2 separate regions of the Homo sapiens genome follow, and region 1 is linked to region 2. The links are chromatin loops, found by intact Hi-C in ENCODE. Cell type or tissue: GM12878. All regions are shown on one strand. Each heading gives the region's core, and the rest is flanking DNA. Links, peaks and the distances in the headings are about the cores only.

Region 1 (4,389 bases), core at 294-4,293, 420 kb after region 2:
TGCACTGATGCTTATGAAAACAGTGATTCATTCTTAATCCTTTAAAAAAAAAAAGTCAACCCTATGTGGCCTTGGCTCTCCTCCCTGAATGCCCTTCTGTTCTCCAGAATGTCTGTGTTGTCACCTGCCTCAGCCTTGTGTCGTGCGCTCTGTGACTCTGCCTCTCTGCAGGCCCCCTCCTGCCTTCCATGTCTGTCTCATTCCATCCCCACTGCTCTTTCCTCAGCGTCCTTGTGGTCACTCTGAAGCTGTGCATCCTCAGCCCTGTGTAGATGGGAAGACCTTTCCTCTCCTTCATTTCCATCCATGCACCTTGCCCAAGTGCCCCTCACCCTCACGCCTCTTCCACACTGGGTCTATTCTATGCCTTTATCCTCCTTCCCTAGGCTTCGTCCCTTTAGGGAAAATCTCCAGCTATGGGAAAACCTCCCTAGCTGGGGAGAGGCAGGAAGTAAGAAGGTGAGGGAAGAGGTAGGAAAAATTGGGGTATGGGCTGAATGAGGGCAGAAGTGGGGGAAGTGGGCTGCAGGGAAAATGACTGAGAATCACCGACTTTGCCTCCTGTCTTGCAACCTCTGCCTCCTGGGTTCAAGCAATTCTTGTGCCTCAGCCTCTCAAGTAGCTGGGATTACAAGCATGCGCCACCATGCTCAGCTAATTTTTATATTTTTAGTAGAGACCAGCTTTTCCCATGTTGGCCAGGCTGGTCTCGAACTCCTGACCTCAGGTGATCCGCCCACCTCAGCCTCCCAAAGTGCTGGGATTCCAGGCATGAGCCACCAAACCCAGTCTCGTCTTGATTTCTTTCATAAAATCATTTGTTTGATGCCCAACTGGGCAGAAGATGAAGATGTTATATCGTGAGAGAAGACAGAACCTTGCCAGTCTTATAAAAAATGAAGGAAAGAGAAGGACAGAGGGACAGGAGGAAAGAGGGGGAAAGATTCGGGAGATCATGAGGGGTAGGGGATAAGAACGCATCATATCATAGCTAACTCTGCTGTTGTTGCTGTTGTTTGTTGTTGTTGTTCTTGTTGTTCTTTGAGATGGAGTCTCACTCTGTCACCCAGGCTGGAGTGCAGTGGCACGATCTCAGCTCACTGCAACCTCCACTTCCTGGGTTCAAGCAATTCTCCTGCCTCAGCCTCCCGAGTAGCTGGGATTACAGGCATGTGCCACCACACCAGGCTAATTTTTTGTATTTTTAGTGGAGACAGGGTTTCTCCATATTGGCCAGGCTGGTCTTGAACTCCTGACCTTATGATCTGCCCACCTTGGCCTCCCAAAGTGCTGGGATTACAGGCGTGAGCCACTGCGCCTGGCTATTTTTATTTTATTTTATTTTATTATTTTATTTTATTTTATTGAGACGGGGTCTTACCATGTTTTCCAGGCTGGAGTGCAGTAGTGCAATCAAAGCTCGCTGCAGCTTCAGGCTCCTGAACTCAAGGGATCCTCCTGCCTCAGCCTCCTGAGTAACTTGAACTACAGGTACTCCTCACGCCCAGTTTTTTGTTTTTTGTTTTTTTCTTTATAGAGGCCAGATTTGGCAATGTTGCCCAGGCTGGTCTTGAACTCCTGAGCTCAAATGATCCTTCCGCCTTGGCTTCCCAAAGCCCTGGGATTATAGGCATGAGCCACCATGCCTGGCCTTAACTCTGTTTAGACCAAAGCAGATCTTAACCAATGGATAGGCAAATAGGACTCAGGAGACACAGGAGAGTCATTTCTAGAGTCAAAAGCAGCCAATCATTGTCAATGAGGTTTAAGATTAGGGTAGTCCCAAATTATGCAATAAGGTGGGTTCCAAACATTGGTTGTTGCCTGGAGCTCAAAACATGTTTCCAAAAAAGGCAGTATCCTTTGAAGAAGTCCAACAAAACTGTGTGAATCTTGGTTCTATGTAACCTTGGGTAAGCAACAACCTCTCCGAGCCTTAAATAAAGATGACAATACCTTCTAAGAAGTGTATCTTGGCCGGGCATGGTGGCTCATGCCTGTAATTCCAGCACTTTGGAAGCCTGAGGCAGGAGGATCCCTTGAACTCAGGAGTTCAAGACCAGCCCAGGCAACATAGTGAGACCCTGTCTCTTTTAAAAAAAAATTAAAAATAATTAAAGGAAAAAGAAGAAGTATATCTCTCCTTTTTTTTTTTTCTTTTTGAGATGGGGTCTTGCACTGACGCCAGGCTGGAGTACAGTGGCGTGAACTCAGCTCACTGCAAGCTCCACCTCCCAGGTTCAAGTGATTCTCCTACCTCAGCCTCCCGAGTAGCTGGGACTACAGGCATGCACCACCACGCCCAGCTAATTTTTGTATTTTTAGTAGAGATGGGGTTTCACCACGTTGGCCAGGATGGCCTCTATCTCTTGACCTCGTGATCTGCCCACCTCGGCCTCCAAAGGCAGGAGGATCACTTGAGCCCAGGAGTTTGAGACCAGCCTGGGCAACATAGTGAGATCCCATCTCTATTTTAATAAAAAATTAAAACAAAAAAAGGCTCCAATATATGGCAGATAGAATTACAGAGAAAAGCCACAGTAGCTAATAACCGGCAATGCACTGAAAATAGACAACTGTGCTAAAAAGACCATAGAAACCGAACAATAGTGTACTGCACGATGCTTGCAGAGGAAAGGGATCTAGAGTTTCAACCCCTAGCAGTAGAAGTGGATTGTTGCAGCAAGTACAGCCTCAGCTGTCATCTGTGCCCTAGGGCAGGGTTCAGTAGGTTAGGCGTTAAGAGACAGTGTACCTCATAAGAAGTGGTCAGGTTTCTTTCTGAGTTTCAGTTCTTCATTTATAGAAAGAGGATAGTAACGCACACTGTACACAGATTGTAGAAGACTAAAAATAGACCAGTATCAAAAATATTAAAAATTTTGAAAAATTCAAAATAAGATAGACCCTATTCCCAAACTATTTTCTGGAACATCAGCTGTATGGGCTATTAATAGGAATTACCAAAAAGGAAGTTTCCACACTCAAATAAAAATGGGAAATGCTGGCCGGGCGCAGCAGCTCACTCTTGTAATCCCAGCACTTTGGGAGGCCAAGGCAGGTGGATCACCTGAGGTTAGGAGTTTGAGACCAGCCTGGCCAACATGGCGAAACCCCGTCTCTACTAAAAATACAAAAACATTAGCCAGGCATGGTGGCAGTTGCCTGTAATCCCAGCTATTTAGGAGGATAAGTCAGGAGAATCGATTGAACCCAGGAGGCAGAAGTTGCAGTAAGCCGAGATCATTCCACTGCACTCCAGCCTGGGCAAAAGAGCAAGACTTCGTCTCAAAAAATAAAAAGGGGGGCCGGGCGCGGTGGCTCACACCTGTAATCAGAGCACTTTGGGAGGCCGAGGTGGGGGGATCACTTGAGGTCAGGAGTTTGAGACCAGCCTGACCAACATGGAGAAACCCCATCTCTACTAAAAATACAAAACTAGCTGGACATGGTGGCACATGTCCGTAATCCCAGCTACTTGGGAGGTTGAGGCAGAAGAATTGCTTGAACCCAGGAGGCAGAGGTTGCAGTGAGCCGAGATCACGCCATTGCACTCCAGCCTGGGCAACAAGAGCGAAACTCTGTCTCAAAAAAAAAGGAAATGCTAGGTCACAAGGAGGTCTCATACATCATCGGTTGACATAGAAATATATGCAAATTTGCAATATCTTCCAACATTTTAAATGCACATCTCCTTGGACATGGCAATCCTGCTAATGAGATGAAGGAGAAACACTAAATGAATTTTTCTTTTTTTTTTTTTATGAGGCAGAGTCTCACTCTGTCGCCCAGGCTAGAGTACAGTGGTGCGATCTCGGCTCACTGCAACCTCCGCCTCCCAGGTTCAGGTGATTCTCCTGCCTCAGCCTCCTGAGTAGCTGGGATTACAGACATGCACCACCACAGCCGGCTAATTTTTGTATTTTTAATAGAGACAGGGTTTCACCATGTTGGTCAGGCTGGTCTCGAACTCCTGACCTCATGATCCGCTCACCTCAGGCTCCCAAAGTACTGGGATTACAGGCGTGAGCCACCGCGCCCAGAATCTAAATGGATTTCTTATTGTAGGACTTCTTCAAGACAATAATGTGATATGTAGCATCTCCCAAACATATTTAAACTCAGATTCCTCTTCTTACGAGACATCTCCTGGGACTAGAGTTCCAAGGAAGACATTTGGAAACACTCAATTAAACCATGCGTGAGAGAGCTCCTAGCACAGATGGTTTTCCAGAAGACTTTATTTTCTTCTGCTGGTCCCAAGATTGGCCTCAGACCTCTTATCCCATCATCACCATCTGTTCCTTATGACCAAAGTCTCTCTCTTCCCTGGCCAGCTACACAATCAGATATATTTCAGCAACTTCCCTCTGCCCTCCTTTCTCTGAA
Region 2 (4,389 bases), core at 229-4,228:
CAGACATTGCCAGCACACGACTCATGACCAAACAGTGCTCCTCCAAGACAGAACCCTGGTGACTCGCAGTGCTGCAGACAGGCAGTACGGAGGGGTGATTAAGAAGACATTGTCATTTAAAATAAAACCACACAGTTCTTTTGTAAATATGTGTCACTGGGTATTTAGAACCATCATACCCAACCCACTGCTGCACGTTGGTGGAAATGTCAAGTAAGTTACACACTCACGTCTTTTCTGGGGAGCCTTTTATTCACGGTTCTCCCTGAGTTTGATTTCCTGAGGGAGTGTGCTCACCCGCCTCCGTTTCAGCATCTAACCTTGCCTGTTTCTAAAGTTCATGCTGTCCTGACATTCTTTGCATCAGCACAGTCACCCCTGTTAGTCATCTCCTACCAATTTTCTCTCTTTGTACTCTTTCAGGAAGTCATGTTTTTGCTCAGGTAAAAGAGGTGTAGGAAGAGCGTTCTGCCTATTTGATGATTCATCTCTTTGCTTTTTGCCATTTCTAAATGTTAGGGGGGAAAATCCTTTTGTTACGGGCTTTAGCGAATGGGCTTGGTCAATGGGGTGAGAGAAGCTGCCATAAGCCACTTTCAACTTAGAGCAGAAGCAATCTTTTATCGGTCTTTCTTATTCTTTTGAAGACTAGCATCGTGATTCTCAGGGCCACTGGAATCCACGAGACTGACTTCCCTGAGGAGAGACTGCCTTCTAATGGCGTGACCATCTGCTCCACTTCCTTCGTGTTTGGTCAGTGAATCACGGCAAGTCACAGGCCACCTGAGCATTCTACTCACTTCTTTTGGATGCATCCAGGCCAAAGGCTCAGAGTGTGTTTGAGTTGAGATAGATCTGAGCATATTCAGTTAAATGAGGCCCTCAAAGAGTATGATGGGGAATTATGCCCCACTGCCTCCCAAACTTCAAATGTTGAAGCCCTAACCCTTAGAGCCTCAGACAGTAACTCTATTCGGAGATAGGGTCTGTAAAGAGGTAATTAAGAAAAGGAGCAAAAATGGAGCAAGTTTCCTTCTCCCTTGCGCTATTTCTAAGGTCATGTTATAAAAATCAAATGGAGAATACCTGTCAAACAGTTGATCAAGCAGTGAGGAGAAAGAGAAATAATATTAATTCAAAGGGCATGCTTCAACCCATAGTCAGAACAATCTATTAGTTAATCAAGCAAGATTTATTGATACTCACCAAGAGACTGAATATACAAATGGACAACGGCCAAGCCATAATTAAAAACAACTCCAACCTACAATCTACAGCAGCCAGCCCAGGACACCAACCCATTAGCAACAGCAATCGGCCCAGGAAGCCAGCCTGCTATCATCAGCCAGACCTCTAGAAGTCTAACCACTATCTCTATCAACAAGTTAGGAAGCCAAACAATAACCCCTGTAAGAATCAGCTCCAAATGGCCAGAACTTGACTGACAATGGACAGCCTCCCTGATTTTTGTCCCTGCTTCCAACTTAGGACAAACCAGAGAAAGGCAAATATGCACCCTAAGCAATCACATAGGCATCTGTGCTTCTAGTGAACCACCTCCAGCTTCCCACACCAACAGCCTCCAATCAGCACATACCTGGAGCCTCCCTTTTTTCTACTATGAAGTTTTCCCACTCCTCTGCCCGCATTTGAGTCTCTGCCAAAACACAAACGATAGTAGCTCTGAATAAACAGCCTGTGCTTATTCTTATTTGGTTGGTCTTCATTTATTTCCACACTTCCAAATGCAAGTAAATGTTATGCTAGGCCCTTGAATGGTCAGGGAAAATACAAGGAGATATACGACATGGTCCTTATGCCTAATAAACTTAAAATCTTTGGGACTGGAGATAAAATGCACAAAAAGCAAGAACCACCACCACAATGACTAAGCAAATAATAAAGCCAGTCAGGAATAGTAAGTCTCAAATGCAAGTTCCAGATACTGGACGTAGAAGTCTGGAGAAGAGAGATTACTTTTGGCTGGGGAGGTCAGATATGAACTGAACTTCAGCACACACAAAGGAATTATTCTAGTAATTATTGGGTTCCCCCTTGCTCACATGGTTACTCACACTTGAAAGTTTGCGGTAACAAGAAGGAGCCTTGGCAGGAAGTTTGTTTGTTCCATGACTGCTTTTACTGTCACATGAAGAGTGAGTGGTTGATTTACTGAGAAGTCCCCCTTGTTACCCTTCATAAGCCCCAAGTGAGTCAGGACCTTCCCTTGGTCATCAAACTGGAGACAGGACACCCTTGCCCAGTTAGCATTTTAGTTCAGCTTGCCTGGGTTCTCATTCCAAATTCCTGCCCCCAAATCCTTGGTCACCCCCAAGAGTAGATCTTTATCCACAACAGGCCACTGTTGAACCTAAGGTTTCCCAGAGGAAACCAGAAAAGACTTCCCTTATGTTGGGGTTTTAGGGTACCCAATAAATAGGACCCCTCTTTCCTGCCCAACTTCTGAGCCAATTAAGAGGAATAGGAATCAGGCAGATAGAGGGAAAATATCACCATTCTTTTAAGTTGACAAAGTCTTGGTTGGTGGCTATCATTTCAGGTCCTTGGGCTTGTTAATATTGTACCACTGATGGCAAACAGAAACTTTGCAACATGGAGATTTACCACTTAAAAGTTAAGGCTTGGAGGGGCAGAGGATGTTTACTTTCCTCAGGCTCTTCCCAGAGAGAAAGGAATAGGTGAGGCGTACATCTTCCATTGCTTCTCCCAGGCCGACTGAAGTTCCTCTTCCTCCAATGAAGTGAAGGAGAGAGAGGATGCAGGCGGCCAGGGGATTTACTCAATGGAAACATGTCCCCAATAGAAACAAGGACAGCAGGGAACAAATGTTCCCATCAGCTACCTACAACAGGTAAGGCTAAGTCTCTGTGGGGTTGAGGTCCCTTGCCCCCAGCGCACATACACACACACACACACACACACACACACACACACACACACAGCCACCAATGCCATGCTCATGCTTTGTATAGTTTTGGGATTTGTGACAACTTTTAAGTCTGAGGGGAATGAATGTACTCATGAAGAAAATCTCCACCGTTAAGGAAATGCCCTTGGTGTGGACTAGTGCTAGAGGCACAGACCTTGAGTAGGGAGTCCTGAATTCCTATCCCAGTGCTGAGTTAAGCAGCTCTATAGTTATTCAAGGTCTCTTGCCCTCCATGTGCTCTGTCCTCAGTTATGCACTGGAGATCAGAATACCTGTCCTGCCAAGTGTGTGAAAGACAAGATAAAACCAGAAAGGGCCTCTGAATAACCCAGCTCCACTTCACAGAAGCACTGGGGTGGTTCCATATTCAGAGAAAATAGTAATGTTTTTCTTGAAAAATAGAGTAGATGTGAAGCAACTTTCTGTCACTTCTCAGTACTTTTTTAGCACCAGAGAGTTTATCCAAGGTGGACCCCATCAAAGTGAAACAGAAGGGAGGGGTGGGGAGGTCCCCCTAACCCATAAGCTTAAGGGTTGGGTGTTACTGACTCCATTTGGAGAACACGCAGCCAGGGGCTTAATGACACATTTTGATTGATTACACTGGTAACTCTGAAACCTGGTACAGATTACCTTTTGCCCTCAGTGGGGCTTTACCTGAATCATTCCTCTAGAGCAAGAAAGCTGAACATCATTACTTTCAGAGTGATAAATCAGAGAAGGGTAGGAATTGAAAGGGCACTCGACTTTTTCTTCAACTTCTTGAAGAATAAGACTACTAGAGGATTAGTCCTTGGCCACCACTTTTTTGTAATTCCCTGGGCAACAAACTAGTCCTCGACCTAGATGGAAAAAATGGTGAGAAAAAAAGGAAGGGGAGAACAAAGAATGAAGGAAGGGGAGGAGAAGAAAGAATGAAGGAAGGGGAGAGCAAAGGAAGACCAGTCTTACGAATACAGGACAAGAGGAAAAATAAAGTTCAGAATTCTTTCAACTCACTGGAATTTCCCAAGGTGCTTAAAGTGACAGGAACTGCATGGGACCTCAAAGTGAGAGCCTTGTTTATGGGTGTATACATAGAAAGGTTCAATAGGAATGTCCCTTCAATTGGAAGATATAGAAGAGCCTGTATTATTTCATTTTTGTCAATAACGCTCTCATTCAAATCCGTAGTTCACCCTCTTCCCCATGCTATTCTGCCTACTATGTGATCCCCTTTCACACTTGCTCATTCACCATGTACCAAAAGCCAAGCACTGGGAATGGTGCTGCAGACACAAAGAAAAACAACGTACTGCCTCCTACCCTCAGGGAGATCCCGGTCACTGGGGGAGACGCTAGGACCATGCTCTGCAAGAGTGCAATGGGAGAAGTGCTTAAGGAGAAATTAACAAAGAGCAATCAATAGCCCAGAGGATGGGACTCTAACTTAGGGACTG

Evidence for each region. A loop is a pair of places that touch in the nucleus more often than their neighbours do. Peaks named below come from ENCODE experiments on the same cell type or tissue, not always from the same donor. Only the 100,000 strongest peaks of a DNase experiment are listed, where the experiment ranks them.
Region 1: it touches region 2 in a loop (2.3-fold over the local background); 1 of 110 quality-filtered maps calls a loop at or near these places.

Annotation. Positions count from the first base shown.
Region 1 is chr6:15,148,657-15,153,045 of GRCh38, forward strand. The region is part of intron 2 of LOC105374946 (a long non-coding RNA gene); the gene reads right to left. Among named protein-coding and RNA genes, the nearest start is that of JARID2-DT, 95 kb to the right of the region's middle. In GM12878, for the core only: no CTCF peak of the experiment used is centred there; a DNase peak (open chromatin) is centred at 2,695.
Region 2 is chr6:14,732,856-14,737,244 of GRCh38, forward strand. No RefSeq gene overlaps it. Among named protein-coding and RNA genes, the nearest start is that of LINC01108, 450 kb to the left of the region's middle. RefSeq lists enhancers at 1-1,193, 35-154 and a silencer at 3,467-3,546. In GM12878, for the core only: no CTCF peak of the experiment used is centred there; a DNase peak (open chromatin) is centred at 2,126; H3K27ac peaks cover 2,192 bases.